3 separate regions of the Mus musculus genome follow, and regions 2 and 3 are each linked to region 1. The links are chromatin loops, found by intact Hi-C in ENCODE. Cell type or tissue: heart. All regions are shown on one strand. Each heading gives the region's core, and the rest is flanking DNA. Links, peaks and the distances in the headings are about the cores only. Region 1 holds the start of Dap (death-associated protein). Region 2 holds the start of Cct5 (chaperonin containing Tcp1, subunit 5 (epsilon)). Region 3 holds the start of Marchf6 (membrane associated ring-CH-type finger 6).

The links. A loop is a pair of places that touch in the nucleus more often than their neighbours do. Peaks named below come from ENCODE experiments on the same cell type or tissue, not always from the same donor. Only the 100,000 strongest peaks of a DNase experiment are listed, where the experiment ranks them.
Region 2: a loop joins it to region 1, with 2.3 times the contacts of the local background. A loop is called at or near these places in 6 of 42 quality-filtered maps.
Region 3: a loop joins it to region 1, with 9 times the contacts of the local background. A loop is called at or near these places in 5 of 42 quality-filtered maps.

What each region holds. Positions count from the first base shown.
Region 1 is chr15:31,222,278-31,232,267 of GRCm38, forward strand. Dap (death-associated protein) reads left to right here and starts at 2,108. Exons shown (of 4, transcript NM_146057.3): 1 at 2,108-2,306. The coding sequence starts at 2,252. In heart, for the core only: a CTCF peak has its summit at 4,442; a DNase peak (open chromatin) is centred at 2,064; H3K4me3 peaks cover 1,872 bases; H3K27ac peaks cover 2,257 bases.
Region 2 is chr15:31,597,035-31,607,024 of GRCm38, forward strand. Cct5 (chaperonin containing Tcp1, subunit 5 (epsilon)) reads right to left here and starts at 4,812. Exons shown (of 11, transcript NM_007637.3): 1 at 4,567-4,812; 2 at 966-1,026; 3 at 377-541. The coding sequence starts at 4,671. It overlaps Atpsckmt (ATP synthase C subunit lysine N-methyltransferase), which reads left to right and starts at 5,082. Exons shown (of 5, transcript NM_026546.3): 1 at 5,082-5,115; 2 at 8,877-9,154. The coding sequence starts at 5,103. In heart, for the core only: a CTCF peak has its summit at 5,582; DNase peaks (open chromatin) are centred at 4,767, 5,177 and 5,597; H3K4me3 peaks cover 3,506 bases; H3K27ac peaks cover 2,354 bases.
Region 3 is chr15:31,527,032-31,537,021 of GRCm38, forward strand. Marchf6 (membrane associated ring-CH-type finger 6) reads right to left here and starts at 4,006. Exons shown (of 26, transcript NM_172606.2): 1 at 3,772-4,006. The coding sequence starts at 3,790. It overlaps Gm41287 (a long non-coding RNA gene), which reads left to right and starts at 4,073. Exons shown (of 3, transcript XR_875101.3): 1 at 4,073-4,906; 2 at 5,084-6,212. In heart, for the core only: no CTCF peak of the experiment used is centred there; DNase peaks (open chromatin) are centred at 3,460 and 4,100; H3K4me3 peaks cover 3,258 bases; H3K27ac peaks cover 2,476 bases.

The sequences.
Region 1 (9,990 bases), core at 1,038-9,037:
TGTGGAAAACTGAAGTACGCTGCCTCCGAATCTCTCCTTTTCAGGCAAGTTACTGCAGGTGTTTGTGGGAGTGCTGAGAAGCTAACATCCCCGGGGGGGGGGGGGTGGCACAGCCCTCTGCCCTCCGATGTCTTTCTTGCAGATAGGGAAACCACAGGGCTCAATGACGTCACTAAGGTTCAAAACAGACAATGGCAGGGAGAATTCGCACCTTCTGTGACTTCTTCACTCTTTCCAGATTCTGTTTAGAAAACAGCCTACTTAGAGAAAAGTAGGAAATGTCCTCCAAAACCCTTACCCAGAAGTCAGCCAGCACTAGGAGGAAATGCTGCTGGGCTGAGAAACCTGGTATCTGGGCCCAGCTCACATTCACCAGACTGAAATGACTCTTTCACCTCCTCCCCCTCCCGCTCCCCCTTCCCCTCTCTCTATCTCTTTCTCTGTGTATGTTCTTGTTAAAAATGAATTATCCTCTCTCATCCCTAGAACCATTTAAGATTCAATTAACACCAGTCAACATTACTAGAATCTGTTCGGTAGACACCAGTGCATAGAATGCTCCCAGAGTGGTACTCAACATGTAGACTGTACCTGTGACAGACTGGGCTGGACATGCCCACACCCACCCACATGCCTCCTCCACAAGTGAAAGTGAATGAATATACTATTATATCCTAAGCATCCACTCCATTTTCTGTGTAGGCCCCATTTGTTGCTCTCTGTTAAGACAACATTGTAGGAGACCCATTGCCTCTCTGTTCCAGGATTATATGGGTCTTTTGCGATTGCCATGGCTAAGGGCCTGGAATATAAGTGAAAACCATATACCAGGCTTCTCCTTCCATGGAGCTGACAGTCCAGTCCATGGAGAATTCCAGTAAATGAGCAGAGAGAAATAAGGACGGCCAGATGAGGTTGATCGCATGGAGGCAGTAAAAAACATGAACAGAAACATGAGCCGGGCACCTTGGCTACATTCTCAGATCCCACAGGTCAGCTGACTTCACAAGCTGGTTGTACTATAGGAAGGAGTCAGTCATGTAGATATCTGGAGGAATCAGTGCTCAGTGATGGGAATAGCAGATGCCAAGACCAGAAGAACTGGCCTGTCCCACTAAAGAAGGATCAGAACAACCAATATGGGTCAAGGAGCCATAAGCAATGAGCTGCTAGTTTGCCAGGCCCTGTCACGAAAAAAGCCTTGTGGGTTGTATGTGCTACAGGTTGCATTTGATGGCCACAAGGGCTTCAAACCTCCTCGACTAAGAAATTGTTTCTATGCAAGCCTGCAAACCACTTGCCTCTTGAGAACCGCGAGCTAAATAATTCTGAGTAATTTATGAATTACTCAGACGCCAACATCATTACAGTGGAAAGCACCCCAGGAACGTGTAGGGAAGAGGGCCAAGGATGATGCACGGGAGATACAAATATTTACAAGTCTACAGAGAAGCTTGCCAAGCCGAATGGCAGCCACGGTGGTCTGGACAAGGCAGAGACATGGCGTCCCTAAAGCTAAAGAACATCCAGAGCTGTCTGCAGTGCTCCTACGAGATCAAAGGCACTGGACAAGTGACCTTCGGATTTGGCAGCCTGGGGTCAGGGAGAGGTTCTGAGAGATCAGTCAAGAGGTTCTGAGAGTAAGGAAGGAGTAGAGAGGTGTGGCACCCTGCCTCTTTTAATAGCTGGGTCGTCTAAGATCCGTGTGCAGCCTGGAAGGGATGGTGGCAGGCCCTTTTCTAAAGATAGAAGACTGCTGATCTTGCAGAGCTGCGAGTTCTAGAGAGTAACGGATAAGTTTTGCTGCAAAGTGAGCCAAGGAGCCAGGAGCTGCCATCTCTGAACGAAACCCCGCGCTGGGGTCTCGAACCACCAGCAGGCTACGCTTCCCTCAGTGACAGCTTGGCTAGTGAACACGCACCACGGGTCCAGCCCCTCGCTGGTCGCAGGGCCGCCCCGCCCTTCACGTACACACGCGCCCTGTCATCCTTCCCATACAATAGCCTTGGAGTCGTACGTGGCGCTGGCCGCTGCGCATGCTCCACAAGGACGGGCGGGGCGAGGCGAGGCGGCTCACAGAGTTCGGGTGGGCGGGACCGTGCCACGCAGCCGTTTGGAGCCACGCCCCCCTGCCCGGGGCGGCAGTGCGCGTTCCCGAGCAGCGCGCGCCTCACGCCTTCCCCCGAGTCCTCGCGCGCGCACTGACGCCCACCCCGCGGCTGCCGTCGCCCCTCCGAAAACCAGCGGCGCCATGTCTTCGCCTCCAGAAGGAAAGCTGGAGACCAAAGCTGGACACCCGCCCGCCGGTACTGACTGGTTTGCACTATGTCTTGGGGCGCCGGGAGGGGACAGGGCAGGATCGGGGTCCCAGTGCCCCGGTGCCCCTTGCTTGTGTGCTGCGCAGGCGCGCAGGTGAGCGGGCCCGGGGTGCAGGTGAGCGGGTCGCGGGATCCAGCCCTCCCCGGCGGGGACACCCTAGTTGTACAAGTCAAAACTCAAAAGTAGGCAGTTTTTATGAGATTGCACAGATGTTTGCGTGGGAGACCCCCAACAATTAAAAGGTAGTGTTGTATCATGATGATTAATCGTGGGCTGACAGCATTTCACACTGACAGACCAAAGAAGCGGAAATAATTATGATCATTAATCACCCGGCATGACTTCCTTTATTCATTTAATTTTCGCATCCAACTCCCTCTTGAAAGTGGTTAAAACGGTATTTTTTTAAAGCAAACCCGGAACTTCTGAGCCAAAACTTCTTTTTACTGGCAGTTCAGTCCAGTAAAGAGCCACCTCTCTTAGGAAATGGTGAGCAACCTTTGTGTGCCTTGGGCAGCCGCCTCCACTCAGTTCCTGTTTGTTCCTCCATGGCTGGAGGAGTTGGCATTTCTACTGCCCTTTCTGGTGGCAGAGATACCTGTGGAAGCACCACAGAGAGCCAGCCTGGAAACCGTGGGTCCTAGAAGCCAAGTCTCCTGTGGTATAAAACCAGGGCATCTCCCTGCAGACCTTGGAGGACTGTGTGGGGTAGGGACACATCTGTACCATCTTTCTGTAGTAAAAACTTAGACTCTCCAGCTGCTGGCCCCACTGGAGAACAGGAGGAGAGAGGAAACTGCCTTTAAAGTATGCTGTATTTCAAAGCTGATTCACTATGACAGTGCTTCTCAACTCGCCTAACTGGGGTTAGGAGTTATAGCTACGGGAGTCTTTGTGTTCAGTGTAAGATACTATGCTAGAGTATGGAAGGCTCTGGGTTCAATTCTCACTTCTTACAATACAAATTAACTTGTGGAAAGATTACCTTTAAGATACTGGCTCCTATCCCTAACCAAGTCTGTCCGCAATGGGTACCGGCTTGCTTCGCCAGTGGCGTCTCACTGAGTATATTAAACCACCTTCAGGGTAGGCCCTATGCCCCAGTAAATAGATGGCCAACGCAAAACGAACTCAGTGGTATTTTTGTAGACTTCCTGTCTCATGTGGTTTTCTTTGAGCATTTTTTAAAATCTTACTAGTGTATTGCTTGTGTATTTTGGTTTGTGGTTTTGTGGACTCTGTGTGTGTGTGTGTGTGTGTGTGTGTGTGAGAGAGAGAGAGAGAGAGAGAGAGAGAGAGAGAGAGAGGTATGGTGGGTAGGAATTGGGGGAAAAGTTGGAGAGAGGAAAAACATAATCAGACTATATTGTATGAAAAAAATCTACTAAAAAAACATAAACAAAACAACAACAGCAAACATTTCCTTTAAGGAACACCTTGACCTTTAATTCCTAAAGGAGTAGTTTGTGTCTACCTGCCTGAGGCTCTGAGCTGCTTGGTGTGGCCTGCACAGTAGGATCACATGACTGATTCTCCCAAGATAAGGAGTTCATTAGTGTGTGCTGTTGGAAAGGCATTGTGTCAAAATAGCACTAATTAAATTACATGTAGAGACTATTCACATGGACATCTTAGGATCGGAGGAAGAAAAACACACATGGGGGAAATTTGACATGAGAGTTCTGATTTTTCTTTAGTTTGTAAACAGGCTTTTGGGTTGGAAATGAAATACATTGTTTGTGCCTGCAGAGAGAGCCACGAGCGCACATTGTTAGAGTCTTGAGGAACACCGCTGGGCTCCTCTGGGACTCTGCGTTTCTCACCTGAATTTAGAGGCTGTAGCTGACGGTGGATCTCTGGGCCAGCCTTGGGGTTGTCAGCCACCCGCGGCTGGGCCCAGCCTTGGGGCTGTATCTCTTGCTTCTTTGCCTCTGTTTGTTCCTCTAGTTAATCAAACAGATAAATTTAGGTGACCTTAGGTCATTTACCTGACCCAAAAGTCTGGCGGGAGAGTAGCTGTCAGTGTCACATGCTGCATATCCCAAGGCCAGCTAGACCTGTGAGCCCAGAGGGGTGGGTGGGAAGGCAGTGGTTCTCAGCAGTGCCCCTAGTGTGCATGTTTCTCCCTATCCACAGAAGACCGAGGGCAGGGACTGGAGAGATGGCTCAGTGGTTAAGAGCACTGACCTGCTGTTCCAAGGGTCCCGAGTTCAATTCCCAGCAGCTAATCGGTGGCTCACAACCATCTGTAATGAGATCTGATGCCCTCTTCTGGTGTGTCTGAAGACAGCTACAGTATACTCATATAAATAAAATAAATCTTAAAAAGAAAAAAAGACCGAGGGCACTGCCTGTTTGTGTCAGGGAGGCCATAGGGTGCTTTTTATCTGTCTGGCAGCACCAGAGAATAGCAGTGCTGGAGAGTAAATATTTTTTAAAAGAAGAAACGGCCACCCACTAGTCACGAAGAATAAAGGTTTGCCAAGAACACAGTTCATAAGTCAAAGGGACCACCTTAAAAACTTTGGGAACACTTTCATTAAGTGCTTAAGCTGTGTACCAGTCTTGTGCTTAAATCTTTCATTGGAAATAATAAAATCCTCTCACCGCTCTTCTGCTGTCCGCTCTCATGTTTTCTCTTTAACGACCCTCCTCCCCTGTCCCTACAGGGCCCCCGTTTCCCTCATGGCTCCTCCACCTACTGTCTCCTACTCTTCTGGTTTCCAGGCTTACTAACATCTGTACCTTTCGGGGAGGGGGCAGCTGCCACAGTGCCTGGAACAGACACTCAGTAAACAGGTCCAGAAGCATTTCCTCAGGGTGCACTTCCCACCTTACCTGAAGCCTCCCTCTCTTCCGCATTGCACAGGGGGCTGGATGGTGCAGAATCAGAAGGGAGGAAACAGTAACTAGAACCTGGTCCAAGTTACAACACACCAGCATTTTACTGATGTAAATAGGTGCTCGGCACTTTCGCTACCATGGTCCGATGTCGAGATATTGTGGACGGTGCCATTTAAATCTCTGGCGGAGCTGTTTGAGGTGACTTGCTAAACCCCTAAGAGCTAGTTGTTGGAGATTGGCACCTTCGCAGTCTGACCATGTCATTCCCTGGATGTCACTCTTCAAGCTGTGGGATTTACTGGAGGATCTGCCAAAAGAAAGGGGAGGGAAGGACAGAAGGACACAGTGCTGCAGAGACCTTTCTGTGAGAGGTGACATTTCATTGTAGTTTGCACGCATCTCCCTAACAGCAAGCCAGCCCGTCCTACGTATACCCGCCTGCTGCTCTTCACTGGAAAATGTGTGTGGATAGACGGGGCGGGAGCATTCCCCTCAGGGCTCTGACTGAGATAGCCATGTATTAAGAAGCCACATTCAGTTCTAACTGCAGCCATGCAGTGGCCCACACTACTCATGGTGACTCATCCCTGCCAATCCCCATGTGACCTGGATAAAGAAGAGCTTGGCACATGCGTGTTGCAGGCCTATAGCCCCAGCCTCATGCACCCATTTCCCAGGGGAGCCAAAACTATAAGTAAGTCAAGTCCCATCAATGATCCCATCAATCACCGTTGCTAATTTTGTGTCTTTCTCCCAAAAGCTGTTCTCACATCCCCCACAGAACGGAGCCAAAGGAAACATAAACGTGGCTGTGGGGGGGGGGGGCAAGTACAGTTGGAAGTAGACCTCTCCCTAGTTTCAGCAACACAGATAATCCAGCTCCATTACACTAATCATTCAGATATGGCTTCAGGACCCATTAAAGCCCGTGGATGGTCATTGACCCTGAAGTACTTTCTTACAGAAGTTTTTTTTGGATTATCCAGAGTGTCCTGTTGCTGTAAATGGAAGGTGAATCTGCCTTTTACGGTAGCGAGCTTCCTGTAATGTTCATGGGAAGCAGACACCCACACTCAGCCAATGAGCCGGCCGTTGACCACAGGTCAAAGGGCTCAAGAGCCTTCTGCTTTCACTCCCAGCATGCTGAGGGGCAGAAGACCCTGTTGTGACTGGTTTCTGGTAATAGGTGCTGCCTCTGCTCCTTCGACATCTCTGGCTACTTACCCCTTCTGGAACCTTCTGTGCGTGACCTTTTCTTTGCAGCAGATCCCCTCTGTGTCCTGATATGGGTTGGTGGCTGTCTCCCATCCATCCATCAGACAACTTTTCATGGACAAGGGGAATATTCACTTGTGTGAAAACAACCCTGTGAGGCACAGCACGTGAGCAGACGAATTGAAGTTTGCTTTTCTCCTGCAGCATGGAGTCCCAGACACTCTGTACCCCTTGCCCGGTGATGTCTGTCTCTCCCTAGTAGAGTCACTCTTCCTAACTAAGATAGACTGCATTTCCTGTTCCCTTCTGATCTATGCTCCTGTCTTACTTACCCCAGGGGAGTTCTGATTCCACCTCCCCTTGCCCACGTGCCTCTGCAGTGCACTGCCTGGGCTTACTCTAACCTACACACGCAGGTTGTTTTCTTGTGTTCTCTCCACCAAAATGACCGTCAAAACCCTTCATCTCTTAAGGGTGAATTAGCGTCCTTATAGATAACATGTCAACAGCCCTTCTCTAGTAAGAACAAAGGCAGCTGCCCTTGGACTGCACGCTTTAGGATCTGCAGTCAGACTTGAGAGACAGCAGTGTGCATTACAAACAGATGTCCCCAACTCCCCATCAGATGCTGTGCCCAGTACCTGCAGGGTCCTGGAAGAACTTTCTCTCCCCACTCCACCACCCTGCTGCAGGCTTTTCCAGCCATTTGTTGTGCTTTAGCGATAGCCACCAGTGACTCCCTCTCCATGTTCCACACTGTAACAGCTGAAGGGAGCTTGGTCCATGGATGGCAGGTAGTCACTTGCCCCCTTCATTTGTTTCCAGGGCCAGTCTGACCAAAAAGGAAAAAAAAAAAAAAGCTTCGTCTACCCCGTTTCTGCTAGGACAGGAAGGCGATCAGGCAATCTCCAGAACACTTTTTATTTCTAACTTTCTTCCCTCCTACAGGTAATGTAGTGATCAGGACCTGTCCACAGTCTGTCTCGGCACTGTGCTTGAAAGGATTCCCAGTGATGAATGGTCTAGATCAGTCTGGTCCAGCTGTGCCTCTTGCAGGCTGTGCCCCTGAGAGAAACTGGCTTGGTCCTGGTCCTGCATGTCTCAGGCCCATTCACAGGGCACTAAAGTGTGGTGATGGTGAGGTGAGGTGAGGTGAGGTGAGGTGAGGTGAGGTGAGGTGAGGTGAGGTGAGGTGATGGTGGGGTGGGGTGGGGTGGGGTGGGGTGGGGTGAGGTGATGGTGAGGTGAGGTGAGGTGAGGTGAGGTGAGGTGAGGTGAGGTGAGGTGAGGTGATGGTGGGGTGGGGTGGGGTGGGGTGGGGTGGGGTGAGGTGATGGTGAGGTGAGGTGAGGTGAGGTGAGGTGAGGTGAGGTGAGGTGATGGTGAGGTGAGGTGGGGTGGGGTGGGGTGGGGTGGGGTGGGGTGAGGTGAGGTGATGGTGAGGTGAGGTGAGGTGAGGTGAGGTGAGGTGAGGTGAGGTGATGGTGAGGTGAGGTGATGGTGAGGTGAGGTGAGGTGAGGTGAGGTGAGGTGAGGTGAGGTGAGGTGAGGTGAGGTGAGGTGAGGTGAGGTCGATGCCTAGAACATCATGGCAGTAAAAGAAAGAACAGAGATGGCAGACCTACCAACAGAGATGGCAGACCTACCCAGGGTCTGGGGGTCTCAGGAAGAGTCCCTAACCTAGTGCTGGTGTCCTGATGAAGATCCGATGATTGCCAGCGATCACATCAGTACCACAATTGTCTCCTTCCCTAGGAGTTGTTACCTCCACAGTGAGATGTTCATGCACAGAGGATTTGAGTACATGAGACCTTTCTGAGCCCTGAATTTTCACTTTCAGCACCTACTTGGTAGAGCGGAGCACATCTCGTATGCCAGACTCTCTCAAGAGATGCCTCAGGAGCTAATTCGGTTATCCTTGGTGTCACTGGGAAGGAGGGACTTGTCACTCTCTCTTCACAGATAGAGGCACAGAGAGGGCCAGGCATGCTTATGCGTTCGTACACACAAGAGTATGCAGAGCCGAGGTTTGAACCTGAAGGCCTTTAACCTCAGCAATACAGTCAGACTGAAAGGAGTCTGTCACTCTTCAAATGTGACTCTAATTTCAGTAAGAGCCACCCCCCCCCCCCAAAATCTTGAATTTTCCTTTTTTTTTCAAAAATTACCCAACAACCTACATTTACAAATGATTCTACAGATTTCTAGTTTTTCAAACAGAATTCTAGATAAGCTGATAGAACCATTGCAACATGCTGTCATAACTTTTCACATTCTTGCAAGCTAAACTGAATCTGCCTCGGCCTTGAGTTATTGTCAACATTGCCACTTTTATTGCTGCGTTAATCACAAGCGTACTGAGATGGATTAATGAAGTTCATCGTTTTTAGAAACGGAATCAAATGTCAGTGCTGATGCTAGGTGACTGAGCTCTGGCACCAAGAGCTTCTTCGGGGAGTGAACAGGCTGTTCCAGGGGCAGTGCCTCCAGAGATGGGGTCGTTGAGATGTCACCTTGACATTCACTACCAGCTCTCTTTGTCTTTGTGAACTAGCCCATTTCACTTGCAGGCAGTTTGTGGAGACTATAGTATCTGTGAACTGCCATATTTGAAGTCTTCCAAAGACACCATTAAATGCCACAGATGGGCGGCTCCTACAATAGACATTTCTTTCTCATGGTCCTGGAGGCTGGAAATCCAAGATCAAGGTGTTGGCAGTGCTGGTTTTCTCTATGAATGTACATCCGGGGGCACAAGTTCTGTTGCATTGGGATCATCTTTGACTTTAACTTATCTCTTAGAGGACTTGATGCCTAATACCATCACAATCTTCAGTCTGTAGCTAGTGATATTTACTTCACCATAAGTTTTTTAGCCAAATACCGATACAATGTTCAGGCGGTGACAATTAGTACTTCACTGTATGTATTTCATGATAAAACAGCATCTTTCATCAGTTTCTGGTGGGCTCGGACAGGAGGAAGTATATTCTAAAAACCACTTAGAGGTCAGTTCTAGACTATTCATTTTGTGAAAACAGTCCATTATTCTCAGATAGAAAAACATCTTAACATACCACAGAGTTTTAATCCAAGTATTTCAGTGGGGCAGAAGCCTTAGGTTAAAATTTTGCCTACAAATGGTAGCTTTTTTGTGCTCTTTAGTTTTTGCATTTTTTAATTTTTTTTAAATTTTAATCTAAACTCAAAGTTAAAGAAATCCTTAAGGACCAACAACAAAAAAATGGATCTCAAAATGAGACATGAGACTTGGGCCTTAGTGGGTCAGGTGTAGGATAGCAGACCCCAGCATAAGTGTAGGACACCAGACCCCAGCATAAGTGTAGGACACCAGACCCCAGCATAACTGTAGGACACCAGACCCCAGCATAGAGCTGGAAGCCTAGAGGTCAAACTTTGTGGGGGAGAGGCTTGTCCAGCCTTGCAGTGAGACAGCAAGAAGCTGACCTCCATTAGCCCAGGCTCTGAATGGGAGTCAAAAGTTGGAGAATCTGTAAACACAGGAAAGATCTTAGTGGAGGTTAAGCTGAAATATACATTATATGGTATGTCCATTGCCTTTCTAGTCTGTAAAAAAAAGATCTGCCAGAA
Region 2 (9,990 bases), core at 1,149-9,148, 370 kb after region 1:
TTTTAAATTAGCTGCAGCAAATGTAACCCTGCATATGTTAATATATTTTCATTTCCTTTGATTTGTAAAGCAATTAAAAATCATGCTTATTTTTGTGGAGAATTAGTTCAGTTAGTTAACTCAACATTTGCAGCTTAAAAACCAAACAGATCAAAAGCACACACGACAACTGGCTGTTCCATCTTCCTGGCAATCCTCCCAGGCTCCTGTTATTCCCCTCAACACTTACTTTTTAAAGTCTGGCCCACTTGTGCTATAATGTGTTCCCCAACTTCAGTCAGTCCCCCACTGCCTTCATGATGCAAGGCAGAAACATTAGAGCTCCTCTGACAGTTTTAAACAACAAATAAGTTAGAAAGGCTGTTTTGTTTCTTACCAACCACTCCTGTGGTCCCATCTCCAATTTCATCATCCTGGGATTTGGACAGTTCAACCATCAGCTTGGCAATCTGATGATCGACATCCATCATGCTTAGAATGGTGGCACCATCGTTTGTTATAGTCACATCGCCATCCTTATCAACCATCATCTTGTCCAGCCCTAAAAGACAAGAGTGCAGAAGGAAGTTGAGCAAAATAAAGTGTACCAGTACTGGGAACTATAGGGGGTCGGACCATCTCACTAGTTCCTACCACAAAACTCACTAGCAACAAATAATCCAGTACACATGAAATAAATACCCACCAGCTAACCCAACTCCACATGGGAAACAATCTAAGCGTCTCAACCAGAGAAATGTGATCAACCATCACACACAGAGTGCCATTAAAAACAGTACTAGTTCCAGATGTACAGGCTCACTCTGGAACGTACTAATGAAGTGAGGAAAAGCCTCTAATCAAAATTGTGAGCACACGGTATCAGAAGAGCCTGACACTCAACATCTTGGCCATACCATCCACTGCATTTCTAAAGAGGCACGGTATCTTCAAACTTTTATTAAAACTATCAATGGTTCTCTCACCGTTTGGTCCCAGTGACGTCCGCATTGTGTTTGCTACAGCTTTGGCAGCCATGATGTGAGACTAAATGGAACAGAAAAGCAAAGACCCAGTTACATGTCATCCCAACAGTCAAATGCACTTACGTTTGTATTTGCAGGGGAAAAAAAAAGATTTAGGATGTAACTCCTAAAATCTAGAAATGTCTACATCAACAGAGAGGGCTGACTAGAGCAGTAACATTCACAACTACAAGCTTCAGTGTCAAGTGAATTTCGTCTCTTACAGGAAGGAGGTATGCTGCCACCATTTTGAACTCTGAAAACACAAAATCCAACCATAAACACTTAACACCTTCAGTTTACCAAGGTTTACTGTAGAGAAATATCGTACCACATCAACCCACATGGAAGTCACCCTTGTTGACGTTCTTAGCAAACATTATTTTCAAAAGGAAAGTTTTGAAAGATGGTTAAGAATCTAGTAACAGTAACCCTATCAGGCATGGAACCCGGAGACTGCTCTCTTTTTAAAAGTGTTCTTGTCAGAAATCCTAGTAACAATGACAGACCAAAACTAGCTGTGAAGCTACCAGAGTAAGGGCTGGAACTACAGCTCACTGATAGAGTGATTGCCTAGTATGCACAGGAGACCGGTCAATGGTCAAGAACATTTGTGGTTCTGGAAGATACAGGTTCAGTTTCCAGCACCCACACGAAGCTTTCAAAATTGGCCTATACTCCAGTTCCAGAGGATCTAATGCCCTCTTTTGGCCTCCAACGGCACCACAATGCACACACGCACACGAAATCTAAGAAACCCCTTCCAAACAAAAAAGAACACACACACATCTCATTATTATGCAAACATGACTTCATGTTTAGTATATAGCAAAGGTTTATATATGACAAATGTTGTTTGGAAGTAATGTTCTTTATGATTTATTCTCAGTAAAGGTTTGATATGTTTACCTATTTTTATTTCCACCTAGACCTCGTGTCATATAAAAATCATAGGAGGAAAGTGTGACCACCCATCAGCATTATGGTCATGTGATCCTCCCATGGCAAGCATATGGTCTCAACACTTTTACCACTGTCTTTAGCTTTTTTGTCATTTTGGCTCCCTCACTCCCAGAAGCTCTATGAGATTGGGGCCCTGAAACAGAAGAACCTCGATATTCAGAGGGGCTGATCCAGAGCACGTGACACTTAACAAGACTCATGCTACTTACTATCCCAGTAGGCCTGCAACCTCAGCCCCACTTTGGGAATGTAACTCCCAGCTCCACAGCACACTGCTCAGGCTCATTAGCTTTCATGATATTCCTGTGAACCTTCCCACAGACTTACTACTAAGACAGTAAAGGTCGGTCCAGGCCTGACAGGACCCTCCCTGCTCCTATACATGCCTGGCTCATTTCCTTCAACGCATGCTCTTCTGCCATCACCATCTAACTCAGGTCAAAACCATCCTGAAGAATTCCAAAACCACATGCTCTCCATTTCTTGGTCGCTATGCTAATTTCCTCATTTTCTAGTGACTCTAATGATTCTAAAGGTTCAAAGCCACTCTAGGGTCTTAATACCAAATCAACAGCCTTTTCTTCAGAGCACTCCAGGCTTTCCCTGGGTCACCATGTTCTCTGATGGTTTCTCCAACTCATCTTCTGAACCCCAAGATGCAGATAGATAAACTTCTGCAAGCACAGAAATACTGGGCATTTTCAGAGCTGTGCAAGTACACGTTCATTAACTTCTCTTGTCACCAAGACAGGTGACAAAGCAAGTACATTTGGTCTTTGCAAACTCTGGTGCTCTTAAAATGTAACCTGAAAGTATGTATTGGTAACATAGTTTCTCAAGAGACATCACAGGGAAATGTCTCTTGGGGTGCCCAAAGATACTGGACACCAGGACTTATTTTTGGTTGGCTAAACTGGTATGTACTAGCAGAGGCCAAAGAACCAGCCCAACACTATACACAAGACAGGCCTCCAACCACAGATGCTCTGGTCTAACGCCAAGGGGAACCTCACGGCTCTGGACCTAGCTTTGACTCAGGTGGAAGTGGAATAAGTCATGACCCTTCTCTACTCGGCAATTTCTCTATGACTCTGTCCCTAAAGAATCTAATTCTGTAAGCAGGACCCATCCTGAGTGAGGACCACATGCAATAGTCCATCTGGTTAACACAAACGGCTGGCACAACAGGACTGTTAACATGAGTTATACTGGTCAATTTTCTGTCTGTTGGAATTTTGTTATTGGCACGTCCCCAGAAACAGGAAAAAAAAAGGGGGTTGAAGTTGTCTTAGTCAGGGTTTCTATACCTGCACAAAACATCATGACAAAGACACAAATTGGGGAGGAAAGAATTTATTCAGAATACACTTTCCACATTGCTGTTAATCACCAAAGGAAGTCAGGACTGGAACTCAAGCAAGTCAGGAAGCAGGAGCTGATGCAGAGGCCATGGAGGGATGTTACTTATTGGCTTGCTTCCCCTGGCTTGCTCAGCCTGCTCTCTTATAGAATCAAGACTACCAGCCCAGAGATGGCACCACCCACAAGGGGTCTTTCCCCCTTGATCACTAATTGAGAAAATGCCCCACAGCTGGATTTCGTGGAGGTACTTCCCCAACTGAAGCTCCTTTCTCTGTGATAATTCCATCCTGTGTCAAGTTGACAGAAAACCAGCCAGTACACAAGTCGACACAAAACTAGCCAGTACACAAGTCAACACACAACGCGCACAAGCTGAAGGCAAAGAGAACCAAGCATCTACCAGGCCTCAGTTGCTATGTCCACTTCTGCAGCCACTCCAAAACACCTGTCAGAAATTCGGTTTGATAGAGAACTCACCGAGGGATTTCCCTAACACCAGGTCAACCAGGGCACCTCAAACCTGGAGGCACGACTGGCACAATACAACCTAAAATGGGGCTCCCTCCTTCCTCTGAGCTTTTTGTGGCAACACCAGTGACTGTCACTCCTTTCTCCTCTGGGGGCCTAGCACCGGCTCTTGGGTAGCCTTTCTTATTCCTCTCCTTCTGTGAGACATGCCTTCCGACTCAACACTTCGGCTCTGCCTTCCCTCAGGGTAACTTCTTTGTTTCCCTTTAGGAAACTATCCTCAATTGCGGCCAACTGTGCTCCACTGAAACTCTCTCCTTCCACTCCAAAAGTCACCACCATGCGTTTTCTGGCCCAAGGGACTTTACGGTCCCTTTCCTACAAGCAGCCATTCGGTCTGTCCTGTGCACGTTTCTCACTAGTTTTCTCCCTTTCGGGACAGCCCCGCTTCTAAGGGACAAGCGACTTACAGATGTTACAGATGCACCGGCGCAGGCCTGCTCGCCCGCCCGGTGAGCTGGGGATGCGACCCCACCCAGCTCTGAAGCGGCGGATCGCTCTCCCTACCCCACCGTGGGACGAAGGCCTCTACGCCCTCTCCCGCAGCCAGAGCGGGGATGTGACCCTAGAGCCCAAAGGGGCTCCCCGGCACCGGAGATTCTCGAGCTTTCGGGCCAGCACATGGCCGAGCTGCTCTCTCGCCAGCGCAGGCGCACAAGCGCTCCGGCCCACTCCCTTCATCCCGCGGCTTCGCGTTCCGGGCCGTTACCTTGAGGGCCTCAAGCCCCATGAGACGGGACTTGCGATCTTGGTCCTTGATAATGAGAAAGGGGCGCCCATACTCATCGAAGGCGAGGGTCCCCACGGACGCCATGGTGGACGAACTAGAACGAGCGCTCCTCCAGTAACCAGCGGGGACCACTCGGGAAGAGAGACACACCGCACCTCCCTCTCGCGAGAGGACGCAGAATCCCGCGCATGCGCAGTGCAGACCCCGCGACTTACTTTTCAACAGTGACTTTTTTTACGCCGCAGAGTAGCTTCTGGAATCGGCCGCTGTTGGGAACGTCCGTTTTCCACGAACCGAGGGGGGGGGTGTTCGAAACTTAGAAGGCGACGTCTAGCACACAAATGCTAATACTAGACATAATGTAGTCACTGATTCAAGGATTTAAGTTTTCAAAGTTTTTGAATCCAGAGTTGCAGCGGGGAGCTTATTTCCTTAAGATATTTTTCTTTTCTTTGATTGCCGCCCGGGCTCTAAGACGTTGGTAGATTCCACTTCCGGTCTCCCCGGAACGCGCGATGGAGCGAGTAGGTGAGGTTTGACCGGCCTGGCGGCGGGCGATATAGTTGTCTGTGGCGCGGGCGCTTGTGGGGATCGGGCGCGCGTGGCTGCGGTGCTCTCCGTCCCGCGCCGGTCGTGGCTACCACAGTGCTTGCTGGGGGCTGCTGTCCGCACCTCCGTGCACAAGACTCACTGCTCAGCCCGATCCTAGGTCGGCTGGAATCCACCCTGCGGTGGACGAGCTGCTGCTTGGAAGCTATTGAGCCTGTAGCTTTGTTTTCTTGTCTGCAAAGATAATAATAATAATAATAATAATAACAATAATAACAGCAATAACAACAACAATAATGACAAAATAATAGCAACAAAAACAATAATAATAATAATAATGATAATGCCTACTTCACAAGGTTGCTGGACGTGCCTGGTCGTCAGCACATAGTATTTGTCCTTAACTTCCCAGGTTACACAGATCCTGGGCCTTCCCCGCGCGTGTACTGTAGGTGGAGACAAAGTAGCACCGGCTGGTGCTCAGAGTCTCTTGTTCTCAGCGTTTTGCTGTTAGAAAGATACCCCGTAAGGGTAACTGCACGGTACGTCTGCCAGAAATCACGATTCATTTTATAAGCTCGGATTTATTTGTGACGAGTTTCCAGTCTCTCCACTCGTACCCCACAGAACAGAAACTGTCCCTGCCGTATTGTCTGTTTTTATTAGGTACTCAAAATTAGAGTGCATATAACCTGTATGACAGTAGGCTAGCTTTCAGGTCTGTGCTGTTACATGACACAGATTGACATTATGTCAGGACAAGGTTTTTAAAGTTAACACAAACAAGGTTTCATTGTGACATTTTCATTCATATATATATATGTAATTGTACCTTGCCATTGACCTATAAGCTGTCCTCATTATCCTCTCTCCTCCTGGTCTTCCCTCTCAACACAGCACACACACTTGTATACAACAAGATTCTGCATCTGAGCGAAAACATGATGGTTCTGAGTCATTAGTTTACAGTTGAATAAAGCTCTGTGTGTATGTACACCACACTGTATCCATTCCACTGTTGGTGGACATCAAGCTAGGTTCAAGAAAGACTTCAAGGATGGCACGGCAAGTAAAGGCGCTTGTTGCCAAGCCTGACCGCTTGTGCTAGGTCTCGGTCCCACGTGGTGCAGGAGCGAGCAGATTCCCACGTGGGTCACAGACCGCCTTCCAGTCAGGCGGCTGCTCCGCTCCCACTCTTCTTGCTTGCACGGGCCCAGTGGTTCGATGCTTTTGCCCTCAGTTCAGATTCCTAGTTTCCTTTCCCCTGTATTCCTTCAGATGCTCATACATAGGCTGACACGTCTTTGCCTCAGTTGGTTTCTACAACTCAAAGGCCAGCTGGGAGACCCTGGAGACCGGGGCGTCATTATTGTCTACCTTCTGGCTTTGTGCATGTGTCTACAGGTGAGGCAGACCTTGGGCCATCTGATTTGTGTTTAACTGTCGTAGCCCAAATTGATACAGTATGATCTGTCTATGACAGAAAGAATTCTTTCTTTTTTTAAAAAAGGGATTTATTTATTATTATACATAAGTACACTGTAGCTGACTTTGGATGCACCAGAAGAGGGTGTCAGATCTGATTACTGGTGGTTGTGAGCCACCATGTGGTTGCTGGAATTTGAACTCGGGATCTTTGGAAGAGCAGTCAGTGCTCTTACCGGCTGAGCCATCTCGCCAGCCCCCCAGAAAAAATTCTTATTTAAATAATAATACTTAGGTTCATCTGTAAGGTACTGGTTAGGAGCAACATGGATGAATCCAGAGGATATCATTTTAAGTGTAGTAAGATGGTGAGAGACCACATACTGTATGTGTGTGCATATTTATGTGTATATTTGCATGGTCCTGTGTGTGTGCAGGAGTTCCATATGTGTACTCATGTAGGCCACAGTTTGATGTAGGTATTTCTGTTGTAGTCCACTTAATTTTTTTGGGATGGTCACTCACCGACCTTGCCTGTTTTTGCGAGGCTGGCTTGACAGCCAGCTTCTGGGATTTGTCATCACCTTCCAGTGCTGTGGTTGCGCCTGTCTTTTCCATGGGTGCTGGGAATCTGAACAGCAAGCACTCTGCCCACTGAGCTCTCCCTGGCCTTTGCAAGCTAGTTGATATAAGTCACCTTTGAAGACAATTAGTGTAAGTCCGAAGTTGAGGAAGTAGAGACTAAACGTAGTGGTACTTAGGGTGGGTGGCAGAGGGTGGATGGGGAGAAGACAGCTGAAGGATAGAGGAGTTCTTGGGCAGTAAAAATCTTCTATAATTGACTGATGAGGCTCACACACACTTATACTAAAACCCGTTGAACTGTACACATTAAATGGACAAATTGTATTTGTATTAATTCTGTCCTAGTAAAGCCTAAAAACACTGGGTTTCCAAGCTGACGCTTTCTTTGATCAGACTATTAAAATGTGGAGTTTTATGATTAAAACTTGCAATAATGGATACTAAGATAACACATTAATTACGAGAGTCCTAGACACACTAAGTCAGTACATTGGAAAGATTTTAATCTTTCTTTAGTATTGAAGAACTTTCCCAAATCACTTTAATTTTGCCAGTGGGATTTAGAAGTCATTGTAGAATTTTATACAGCATTCAGTGAACTTGTCCTTTAGAAGGGATTAGTGGGGCTGGAGAGGTTGCTCAGGGGTTAAGAATACTTGCTGCTCTTACAGAGGACTCAAGGTTGGTTCCCATTAACAATGTCAGGCAGCCACAGTCACCTGAGACTCCAACTCCAGAGAATCTGATACCCTGTTCTGGCCTCTGTGGGGACACACACACACACACAAAACACACTCTCACACACCCTCCACACTCTCATACATACACTTGAACACTCTCACACACTCACACACTCTCTCACACACACACACGTGCGTGCATGCACACACATGTACACACACTAACACTCATACACACACTCGAACACATACACACACACATACACTCTCTCTCTCTCTCTCTCTCTCTCTCTCTCACACACACACACACACACTCTCACACACCCTCCACACTCTCATACACACACTTGAATACTCTCACACACTCACACACTCTCTCACACACACACACACGTGCGTGCATGCACACACATGTACACACACTAACACTCATACACACACTCGAACACATACACACACACATACACTCTCTCTCTCTCTCTCTCACACACACACACACACACACACACTCTCACACACCCTCCACACTCTCATACACACACTTGAATACTCTCACACACTCACACACTCTCTCACACACGTACACACACTAACACTCATACACACACTGGAACACACACACACATACACACACTCTCTCTCTCTCTCACACACACACACACACACACACACACACACTCTCACACACCCTCCACACTCTCATACACACACTTGAACACTCACACACTTGAACACTCGCTCACACATGCACACACACGTGCGTGCACGCACACACACGTACACACACACTAACACTCATACACACACTCGAACACACACACACACACAGACACACAGACACACACACACACACACTCTCTCTCTCATACACACACACACACACTCTCTCTCTCTCTCTCTCACACACACACACACACACACACACACACACACACACACACACACGCAGCACGAGTCAGTGTGAGAAGGGCTGCTGAGAAGATGCAGCCTTGGCTTTCTAGTGTGTGCTCCAAGTGTTTCTGCTTTCCCCCAATGATGGCTCAAATCTAGGAACGCCTGAGGAAGAAAGACAGGCGGGCCCTGTTCTTCCTACGAGTCTGGAATCCGACAGTTCAAAGAGGACCAGTTGGGGATTCTTGATTACTGGGGTCGTTGGTGGTGCACTGCTGACAGTGTATGCTGTGGCCACACCATTCATCACCCCGGCCCTCCGGAAAGTTTGTTTGCCATTCGTGCCTGCAACTTCGAAGCAGGTTGAAAATGTTGTCAGGATGCTGCGACACAGAAGAGGACCCCTGGTGGACATCGGCAGTGGCGATGGGCGGATTGTGAGTTATCCTAAAACATTTTAAGGTTAAACTTTAACCTTAAACCTTAATAAGAGTGGCCTTATTCGAGGAGGTGTATCACTGGGGGCACGCTTTGAGGTTTCAAAAGCCCAAGCCATTCCCAGTTAGCTGTTAAACTTTCTGCTTTATTTTTTTCATGAGGCTTCTGCAAAGATTTGCCAATTGTGGCAGTTGGAAAAGTGTGTGTCTTATTTTGCGTTTGGCTAAACTGTTGTCCCACCAGCATGTGTTCAGAGTCCATTTTTCTGTGATTGATTTTTCCTCCCCTGGAGGAAAAGAACTCTAAACATGCCAGATAGAAAGGAGCAGTTAATTGCTAATTATAAAGTAGTCTATTAGGATTTTTGGTCCAGTAAAGGTGGCATGATCACAAGAAACATGCTGAATCGTGGAGTTTAATATCTTTATTCTTTTGCAGCCTAGATGCTTGCTTTATGTTTCTCTGTATTGGCACGTGGGTAAGGAATGATTCCTGGGAATTGGTAGAGAGTTAAGTAAGAAAAGTGAAGTCCTGATTGACTAAAGATAGGAATTCAAAATGGGGATAACTGCATGTAGCTGTGTCCCAGTAGTCAGGAGGTGGAGGCAGGAGGATTATGACTTCAAGGCTAGCCTCTCCTATATACAGAATTTGGGTCACATGAGGACCTGTCTAAAAGGAAATTCAGAATTTTAGTGGCTTCAACATGCTGGGATCCCAGCCTGAATCTCTGAGTAAAGAAAAGGTCATGCCTGGCAGGTGAGTGGTTCTCGGTGAGGCAGGCGGCCACGTCCTGACAGCAGGAGTGCAGACAATGGGCGGAGCTTGTGTTCTG
Region 3 (9,990 bases), core at 925-8,924, 300 kb after region 1:
TGTTTGTTTTGTTTTGTTTTTTCGAGACAGGGTTCCTCTGTATAGCCCTGGCTGTCCTGGAACTCACTCTGTAGACCAGGCTGGCCTTGAACTCAGAAATCCACCTGCCTCTGCCTCCCAAGTGCTGGAATTAAAGGCGTGCACCACCACACCCAGAATATTTAATTTTTAAAACAAATGTTTTCCTAAGGAGGGAATAGTGCTAACAGATTTTTTAAAATGTATTTTATATTTTCTTCATATATATTATATATGTGTATCTGTATGCCCACTATGTATGTTGGCAAGCAGGGGGTGGTGAGGGGTGCCCTCAGAGGACAAGAGCCTTTACAGCTGGTATTAAAGGCAGCTGTGAGCCACCTGACATGGGCACTGGGAAGTAAAATCAGGTCTTCTGGAAGATTATGGAAGAATAAAAATTAACGCATTAAAAAATATATTTTAATGTGTATAGGTATTTGCCTGCATGTGTATTTGTGCACCATATGCATACTTGTTACCTTTGGAGGCCAGAAGAAAGCGATGGATTCCTTGGAGTTACAAACAGTTGTAAGCTGCGATATGGGTGCTGGGAATGGATGTGAGGTCTTCTGAAAGAGCAGCCAGGGACCTTAACTACTGAGTCATCTCTCCGGCCCTACAACATGCACTCTTATTAACAAGTATTTAATGGGTCTGGCTCATCAGGTAAAGGTGCTTGTTAATAAATCTAACAACCTGAGTTTGATACACAAGGCCCACATGATTGAAGTAGAAACTGAATAGAGAACCGACTACTGTAAGTTGTCCTCTAAACTCCATAACTGCACCATGAAATGGGCACACATACATACATATATACATACTCTCTTTAAATAAATAAATAAATGTAGTAAAACAAATTTAATTTGCTTTCTGTTAAGTCATACTTTCCAAACACAAAACCAACAAACAGTTTATAGACAAAAGAAACAAATTTTATTTCTTTAATTTAAGAAATAATCTACAGGAGCTGGACAGATGGCTGGCTCAGTAATTAAGAGCGCTAGCTGTTCTGGCAAAGGACCTGGGTTCAGTTCCCAGCACCCACAGAGAAGCTTACAGCCATTCATAACTCCAATAATGCCACGGGATCCAGTGCCCTCTTTGGCCACCATGGCACCAGCAGGCACATGGTGCACACACATTCTTGCATTCAAGTCAAAACACTCTATGATACTGTTTTAAATACCCTGCAGTAACTGAGCAAGTAGAATCATTTACAAGCTTTGTGCCACCTTCATTTTATAATGTTTGTCATGAATCTATCCCTTGCAGTTATTTCAAGTCAATTTTAAGTTGTGAAATAAAAAAACAAACAAAACAAACAAACAAACAAAAAACCCTTTCAATTCAAAACTTTACAAAAATGGCCATGAAAACTATTACTATTCACTTTCATATGCCTAAAGAGTTGACTCCTCAGGTAAGGAAAGGTGCCTGGTGGCCTCAATTCAACTCCTAGAACCCATACGGTGGAAGGAGAATACTGGCAAAGGTCTTGTTAGCTTATATTAATAATTCATCCTCCAAAGGAAATGACAAAAACAAGTTACCGCACTCTGGAACACTTGACGAGCCTCATGAACCATCTCTCCAGTTCACTTATGAATAACTACACGGGGTCTGACATGAGTGACTCTTTCTCCTGCCTTTGCCACCTGAGTGAACTTGGGCAAGTTGCTCATCCAAATTAACCTTTAGTTCCTTCACCTGTGTAACAGCAGGTTGCTTCCTTCCAAAACCTGAGAGGTACTACAGTGTTAGTAAAGGGAAAGCACTCTGAGTCCTCACTAAGTGATCAGTTACTTTGAGTTCAATATCCAAATTGATTTTTAAAACATCACTTATATCTTATCCCAATAAAAAAAAAGTACCTTCAAGCACTAGAAGTACCATTTCCTTCATGACATCACACTCAGTTTCTCAATTCCTGAGTTACTAATACCTGTGGTCATTTCATAAATCTGTGAAGTACTAACTGCCCAGGTGGAAAAAAATCAGGTTTTCATATAATATGTCAGTGCAAAGCCAAGTAATACAGATGCTAGATTTAGTCATTAAAACTTAAATCAAAGGAGATTATGTGTAGTTGAGAGCACTTGTTCTTACAGAGGACCAGGTTTTGAGTCCCAGCACACATGGCATTTAACAACGATTAAATACATATGAGCAAAATACAAACAAACTCGAATCAAAGCCAGGCATGGTAGTACAAGATGCTGAAACAGAGGAGTATGGAGAACTCATTTCAAAAACCAAACAAAACAAAGACAGGCACTGAATATAAACGGCTGTGAAACCTACAGAGATGTAAACACAAGATCAACCTGGGCGATTGTTAATCCTCAACAGTTTCTTTCCCAAAGTTCTGCAATGGCAACTAGCTTCACTCATTGAATAGAACCGTACTGTAGCATAATGAAGTGGCAGCGACAAACAATGAAAATAGGGTCAACTGTTTCTTACCACCCGTGTGAACCTTAACCAAGCTATTAAATAAGCCTACATTTCCACAGCCACGAAAGGTAACACACATCCACCCCGCAGGGCTGTCGGGAACGTCAAAGTGAATCAATCCTCCTGTGCATATTTTGTAAACAATACTTTTTTTTAAAAAAAATCAACTCATCACATTATTACTAAACTTTTTATTACTCTAATGACTTCAATACAAGTGCTTGATGGTTCGATTGCATGTAAAGTCGGTAAAATAAAGCCTGAGGTTGAAAAGAACGCTCATTCGAACAAGAATATATCTAAACAGTAAGTATCTGCACTAGTAAGTACATGATCAATAATTTCCTCTACAGACTCACTAATACATCAGTGCCTCTAAAAACTGCTTTAAAACACTTTGCCACAACGTCAGGTAAGCGGCTGCTTTCTACACCCATGTGGCTGCTTTTCTTTCGTGTTCTCTGCTAATTCAAAACAACCGCATCCAAAGTACACGTCCACAAACAAAACAAACAAACCCTTGCTTTGTGGTGACAAGGATTTAGAAGAAACCTAAATATTCGCCTTTCCCTCCTCCAATAGTCTCTAGAAACCGTCCCCTCTCGGGTCTGGTCAGTGCAGTTAGGGTAAGGCAAACAGAGAGCAAGATTTTGCAGCAGGGGTCAGTTCAGTCCACTCAGCAGTCGTCACCTCGCGGGGTATTTTCCGCGAAGTTTCAAAGTCAACAAAGAAGTTGTGTGGCAGAGGTTGGGCCTACAGGACAACAGCAAACAGACTCGAACACGGAGGGGGGAAAAACGAGTGGGGGAGGGGAGTGGAAACGCCCCCGGACTTCGCACTGCGGCCCCCTCCTCCGCGGACCGCGGGATGGCGGTGGCCGGGGCCCCGATCTTCCACACCGTCAAGTCCCCGGCAGCCCCACGCCTCGGGCACCCTATGGTCTCCAGCGCCCCACTTCCCGACATCCCCATGTCTCGAGCACCCCACGTCGCGACACCCCCACGTCCGGGATGTCCCACGTCCCGGCACCCCACGTCTCGGACACCGAAGTCCTGGCACCCCAGTGTCCCAGCCGAGGCTGAGTCCTCGTCGCCCGCGGGAACCGGCGGGGGGCGCGCAGAGGGTCACCTTCCGATCCGAGCCCGCTGGAGGACCAGCTCGAGCCGCGCGCTCGCCCGCCCGCCCGCCCGCCCGCCCGCCGGGCAAGCAAACTGCCCGCGGGATCCGCCGCGAGCGCCTCGGCCCGACTGGAGCGCGGGCGCCGCTGCAAGGGCGCGGGCGCCGCCGCCTCACCTTCCTCGGCGGTGTCCATCTTGTCTGGGGGGCGGCGGTGACGCAGCCGCGAGGCGCCCGCGACCCGGCAGAGCCTCGGGGCCCGAAGGGAAAGGCGGGCGGGCGGGCGGGAGGAGTGGAGGAGGAAGAGGACGCGGGCCGGGCAAGTGCGTGCGCTCGGGTGCGAGAGGAAGCCGGTCGCGGGCGAGGGGGACAGGGACAGCGACTGACAGAAAGCGAGCGCCGGGGAGGGGGGAGGGGCGCGCGGCCGAGCGACGGGCCTGGGCGGGGCGCGCGGCGGAAAAGGCGGGGCGCCGGAGCGCTGCGCGTCACATCCGGCGCGCGCCTTCGCTCGCGCTCGCGCCGGGCTCGCGGAGGCGGGGGCGGGGTGCGAAACACGGCCTGACTGGTGGCGAAGGCTGCGCGCGGGATGGAGACTGAAAACCTAGAGGCAGGCGGCAGGCACCTCGCGGAGGGGCGGCTGCGGCGGCGGCGGCGCGGGCGCGTTCCGGGACAAAAGGAACGCGGAGCGGCGGGAGCGAGCCCGGCGCGCACGCCCGCCCGCCCGCCGGAGCGGGTGTGGGGGACAAAGGGTCCCAGCTTGGGGTACCCGACCGCCACTCCCGGGGCGTTCAGAGTCGGCCCCGGAACGAGCATTTTTGGTTCCGCTCTTGAGTGGTTCTGAGGCACGTCTGAAAGAATTACAGAAGCATCCCTAAGATGGAAAAAGACGAGCATCCAGGTTATCAGAATCTCTCCTGGGGAGGCTTATGCAATTGAGTGGAAAGACCACGTCTTCACAGCTGAAAGCCAACATTGAATCTACCTCTAAGGGAAATGGGTTCAGATGGCGACACAATTAAGGGAAGCTTACCTGGCCAGAACTAAATGGCTGATGAAAGAATGATGAAAGACTCAGACCTGCTCGCATCAGTAGGCCACCTTCCTCACATAATCCTTAGAGCTTTCTCTAAATAAGATAGTACAGATTAGAAGAAAAGTGTTTCCAACCCGGATGCTTAAACGTGCACATAACGGAAAGTAGATTCAAGAAACGGAATTTTGGCCGGGCAGAGGTGGTGCATGCCCTTAATCCCAGCACTTGGGAGGCAGAGGCAGGTGGATTTCTGAGTTGGAGGCCAGTCTGATCTACAGAGTGAGTTCCGGGACAGCCGGGACTACAGGGCTACACAGAGAAACCCTGTCTCAAAAAACCAAAAAAAAAAAAAAAAAAAAAAAGTTATGTGACTGTTTTTGTTTTAACCCCAGGTGTGGGATATGGGGCTGCTTCAGATGGGCCACAACCGTTAACTATGATTGTCTCGTACTCTAGGAGGGGAGTGATCTAAATGGCAGTCTCCAGAGCAGTGGGAGGTGCTTTGAGGAAGAAGAAGTGGGGAGAGGAGGAGGAGGCAGAAGAGAAGGAGGAAGCAGAAGAGGAGGAGGAGGTTTTTGGTTCCTGCTGCTCCTGTTGCTGTTGCTTAATGAGACGTTGGAGATGCCCTGTTGTGGAAGATTGGACTGATCTCAAGAAACTCAATGCCCCTAATGATCAGGAGTAGTCAAAAAGGTCTACATCCCCCTTTCCCTCTAACCTTCCTTCTCTTCTACCTTGATGTACTAGAACACAATAGAATAGACCAAAAAAAAAAAAAAAAAAAAAAAAAAGCCCCCAACAGAAGACAGTCCCTGTAGGTTTGTCTTTGAGATTTCTCACAAAAAAAAAAAAAAAAAAAAAAAAGCTAAGTTTAGCCCCATGCAGATGCTCAGCTCCTGATTCCACACACACTGGTATGCATATCACCTTCATCCTCTGCCCTATCCTGCGCAGCTTGCAGCAACAGGAGTGAAGAAAGGATATGTGTCACACAGAAAAGCTGAGATCTGTGGACCATGCTTACTCTTGTGAACTGGCCTCATGATGCCACAACCCAGAACCTGGCCATGCTTACAGTGAATAGCAATGGAGGTAGGAGTAGGCTAGACCTGATAGGAGTCACTGTAGCAGATGGTCTCACACTGCAGTCATCTGGAGGTAGGAGAAGGCTAGACCTGATAGTCACTGTGACAGATGGTCTCACACTGCAGTCATCTGGAGGTAGGAGAAGACTAGACCTGATAGTCACTGTGACAGATGGTCTCACACTGCAGTCATCTGGAGGAAGAAGCTGCAGTTACTAGTTTCTGCACACACTGGCCAATTGTCCGTAAACATACTTGGACCAGAGGAAGACCTTGCTATGCCTCTGAGCTTCACCAACAAGGAAAGTTTTGTCAGTTCCCATGGTTCTGATACACTGGGGTCCTTGACATGGTTGTGTCTTTGTCGGCAGTGCACACTTGCTCAGGACTTCATCCACACCCACACATCACTCCCTACACACCAGTAACCGTGAGATCCTCACACCACGTGAAGCTATTATGCAGGATGACATGGTCTTGAACCTACAAAACCAAGCTAGGTAAGCCTCTTCTCTCTTCCCCATCCCTCGCTCTGGGACATGGTCTCACCATGTAACCTTGGCAAGCCTAGAGCTTCTTTTTCTGTGTAAGCAGCTTGTGTCGGGTGGGTATCTTGTTATGGGATGACAAGATGACTCAGAGAGGACACGTGGGAAGACACAGTATAATTTTTTGAGCATGAATGATGACAATAGCAAACTAATAATAACAGTAATTAGCCAAAGTTCCTATTATGTCCAATGAATATCAATAGCAAACCTGTAAAGCAAATACACCCGTTCACAGATGAGCCGTCAGATTCACAGCAGGTGACTAACACAGAGGGAAAAGGGAAGCAGCGTTGAGCCACAGCTCTGTCTGACTCTAGGGCTCCATATTTTAAACCTCATTGGTTTAGCATAGCAGCCACTCACTGCCATCAAACCCTCAATTCTTTATTGTTTTTATGGTGAGCTTAAGTGTGTATCAAACCTGTGACCTTGAAACAGTTGCACAGAAACCTCCTGAGGAAGCATAGATATAGTGACTAAGCCAAGAGCCTTACCACAACCTTGACATTATCAAGAACAGCAGATTGCTAAGGGCAATTTATGGTGCTGTCTTAAAATTAAACTCTTTCCTTCTCACTTCAACTTCTATTATTTTTCTCTTCCCTTCTCACCTTCCTTTATTCCTATCTCCTCTCCCTTTCTATCTTCTTTATCATTTCTCTTCCTTGAAATGAGACCCAAAAGCAGGGTAAGGAAAAAAAAGTATACAGGTAAAATAGAGAAGCCTGGTGTGGTTAGACACAGTGTATTACAGTCAACAACTAAAGATAGTAAGAGTAAAAAGATGGCTCCCCAATAATAGCAGATATATGAATGTGGAAAGAGGGAAGGCTAGACATAGTCCTGAGAGATTAAATCTATGAGTCACTCCTGCCAGGTACTGCCATTCAAACTTGGCCATCAGGGATCAAGTCAGCTCAGGCAATGAATTTGGTAGAAACAAGCTTGGGCCCAAGAATGGTGGCTCACACCTTGGGAGGCAGAGACAAGCAGATGGCCAAGTTTGAGGCTGGCCTGGTCTATATAGTATAGTCCATCCAGGACTACACACTGAGGCACTGTCTCAAAAAAAAAAAAAAAGAGCTTGGAGCTGCTAGGTCTCCAAAGCCCTTAGCAGAAGGAAACATAAATTCTTTCTAGAAAGATGTACCTATGCTTTATTCACTGACCTTGTGAGTTCTTTGTGGCAATTCTTTGAGGGTGTATGTCTATAAACTACAAGTATAAGAAGTCACACACAACACTAGAAACCACCCCCATTAGCCGCCTTCTCCCATCCCTGGCAAGATAAAGTCTCACCCAGACTGAAGTTTCATGCCTCCCTGCACATGGCATTGGGTATCTACTGGGATCTCTTCAGTTACCCACCACTTGGTTCAGTTATCACGCATGTCCTGATGATGTATCCAGATCTCTGACGCCTTCCTGATCCCAGCACATGCTACTCAAAACTCTTTAACCTGTAGTTCAGAAACTTGAAAAACCTCTTAATTATCTGTATTAGTTTGGGTTTCTATTGCTATGATAAAACATTATGGTCAAGTAAAATTATAGAAGAAAGTATTTACTTGGGTTGCAGAGAGATAGGAGCACATTGCTATCATGGCGGGGAGCAAGGCAGCAAGCAGGCAGCCATGTCACTGGAGCAGCAGCTGAGAGCTCTCATTCCAATCCACAAACAAGAAACAGAGCGCTAACTCAAAATGACAGCAGTTGTTTGAAACCTCCAACCCTGCCCTCAGTGGCATACTTTCTCCAGCAAAGCTACACTTCCTAATTTTCCTCACTGGCCACCAACTGGGGACCAAGTATTCAAATGCCTGAGACACACAGGGACAGCTCATTCCAACCACAATCTGCAACACTGCTCTCTTGCAGAGTCATGCCATTGTCAGTAACATGGGGGCAGAAAGGAAAGATCTTGAGGCAGTGCCGTGAGCACCAAGGCCCCGTGAGTCCTGCCCAACTGGCTACATTTAGTTAATATCCATGCTGTCTTATTAGAGGATGAGCAACCTCGACTTTAACATCAGAAGAGGCTTCCTCCTCCCTAAAAGGGTTAACTTCCTCTCTCTCTCTCTCTTTCTCTCTCTCTCTTTCTCTCTCTCTCTCTCTCTCTCTCTCCCCCAGCGCTGTCCTACTGTGAGTCTGTCTCACAGTAGGACAGCACTCAAGTGTTCCTGTACTCTACCACATGCCCCACTTCTTTGTTAACTGGATTGCGAGCACCCCTCTCTAGAGCTCTCTAGCCTCTGGGGACTCCCTGAGAAACTGCTCATATAAAACGCAGATGGTGGCCAGACCATTTGTAAAAGAACTTGGTCCCACAACCTGCAGCAGCCAGCCCGGGGAAGCCATGTTTCTCTGCTCTGCAGCAGTGAGCCAGGCACAACAGGTCGGGTTTTCCTCTGCAATACTGATTCCCTCTGTGTTTGCTGCTGCTGTTTCTACGTTAGGACCAGCTAGAGAAAGACATTCCATTCCAGTCACATGGGATGCCCCGACCTTATTCACACCATTACCCTTTAACCAGGTCTTCTCTTTACCCACCCCAGCCTTCCTTTTTCTTTTTTATTATAAAGATCTTCCACTCTTCTGCTTGTCCTTAGTTGCTGCCAAACACCACTGGCAGTGGTGGACTCCCTTTCCACAGAATAGCCTCTTGCTTGTTCTTGTTTGGGAAACTTTGTTTACTTTTACCTAATTTTAGTGGCTAGTTCTGAGGTCTTATGGTTAGTATTTTGCCCACCCAATCTTCCAGTCCCCTCCTCTACTCTGAGGTCTCTTCACCAGCCTGTCTCATTTCAGCAAGAATGACAGTGCCCTTCCCTGCAATGACTCATCTGTTTGTTCATTGTGTCAGAGGAGACTCCAACCACCGTTGGACACCCACAGAGCCTCATTTTAGCCCCAGCGCTCGGGAAGCAGTTGCCATAGTGATAGATGTAGCCGGCAGGCTCATTTCAGAGTGGTTGGCTGCAGCTAGCCCATGCCAGGAGGGGCCAAGCCTTTTGCATGGTCTGTGTTGTTCACTATGCCCAACCCCACCCCTCGCCTCTGAGAGTACAAGTAGAACAGAGTTTGGGAATCCTCCACGCCCATCATTCTTAGAGTCTTGATTTAGCATGCCCCTCCCCCAGTGATTCTTAATGGTTGGCCTCCGTGGGTTGTGCAGCTTAAATTGTGTTGCTCAGCAACAAAATGACAAGGTAAATGCAACCTCCATTGAATGTGTATGAATACCTCAATCTCTTCAAGAGGGAGTAGATCTAAGTGTCCCATGCTAAGATGGGGGTTGGGCTGTCTAAGCCTTCTCAAAGGAAGGTTAACAACAAGAACAGACAAAGTGCACAGCACAAGTGCAGATCTTGATAAATTACAGCCAACATCCAAGTCCAGAAAAAGAAAAGGAGTGTCTCCATTTCTTCAGGGTCCCTGAGAGTTTCCTCTGACCTTCCTCAGTGCCCACCTCCTCAACATGGATGCGATTTCCACCATCACCCTGCTGCTCCACTGGCTTAAGACTCACATAACTAGAATGAGACTGTAGACCTTTGTAATTGACTCGACTCCAGGCACTGTAAACAGTGAGATTCCCCATGTGTTTGCAGTAAGGTGTGAGTAAGTGTGTGTGTGTGTTCACAGTGCTGCGCATAGTTCCCTCCACCCCAGCAACAAGACTATCCCATTCAGTAGTTGATCTTCTACATTTGAAATAATTCTCAGT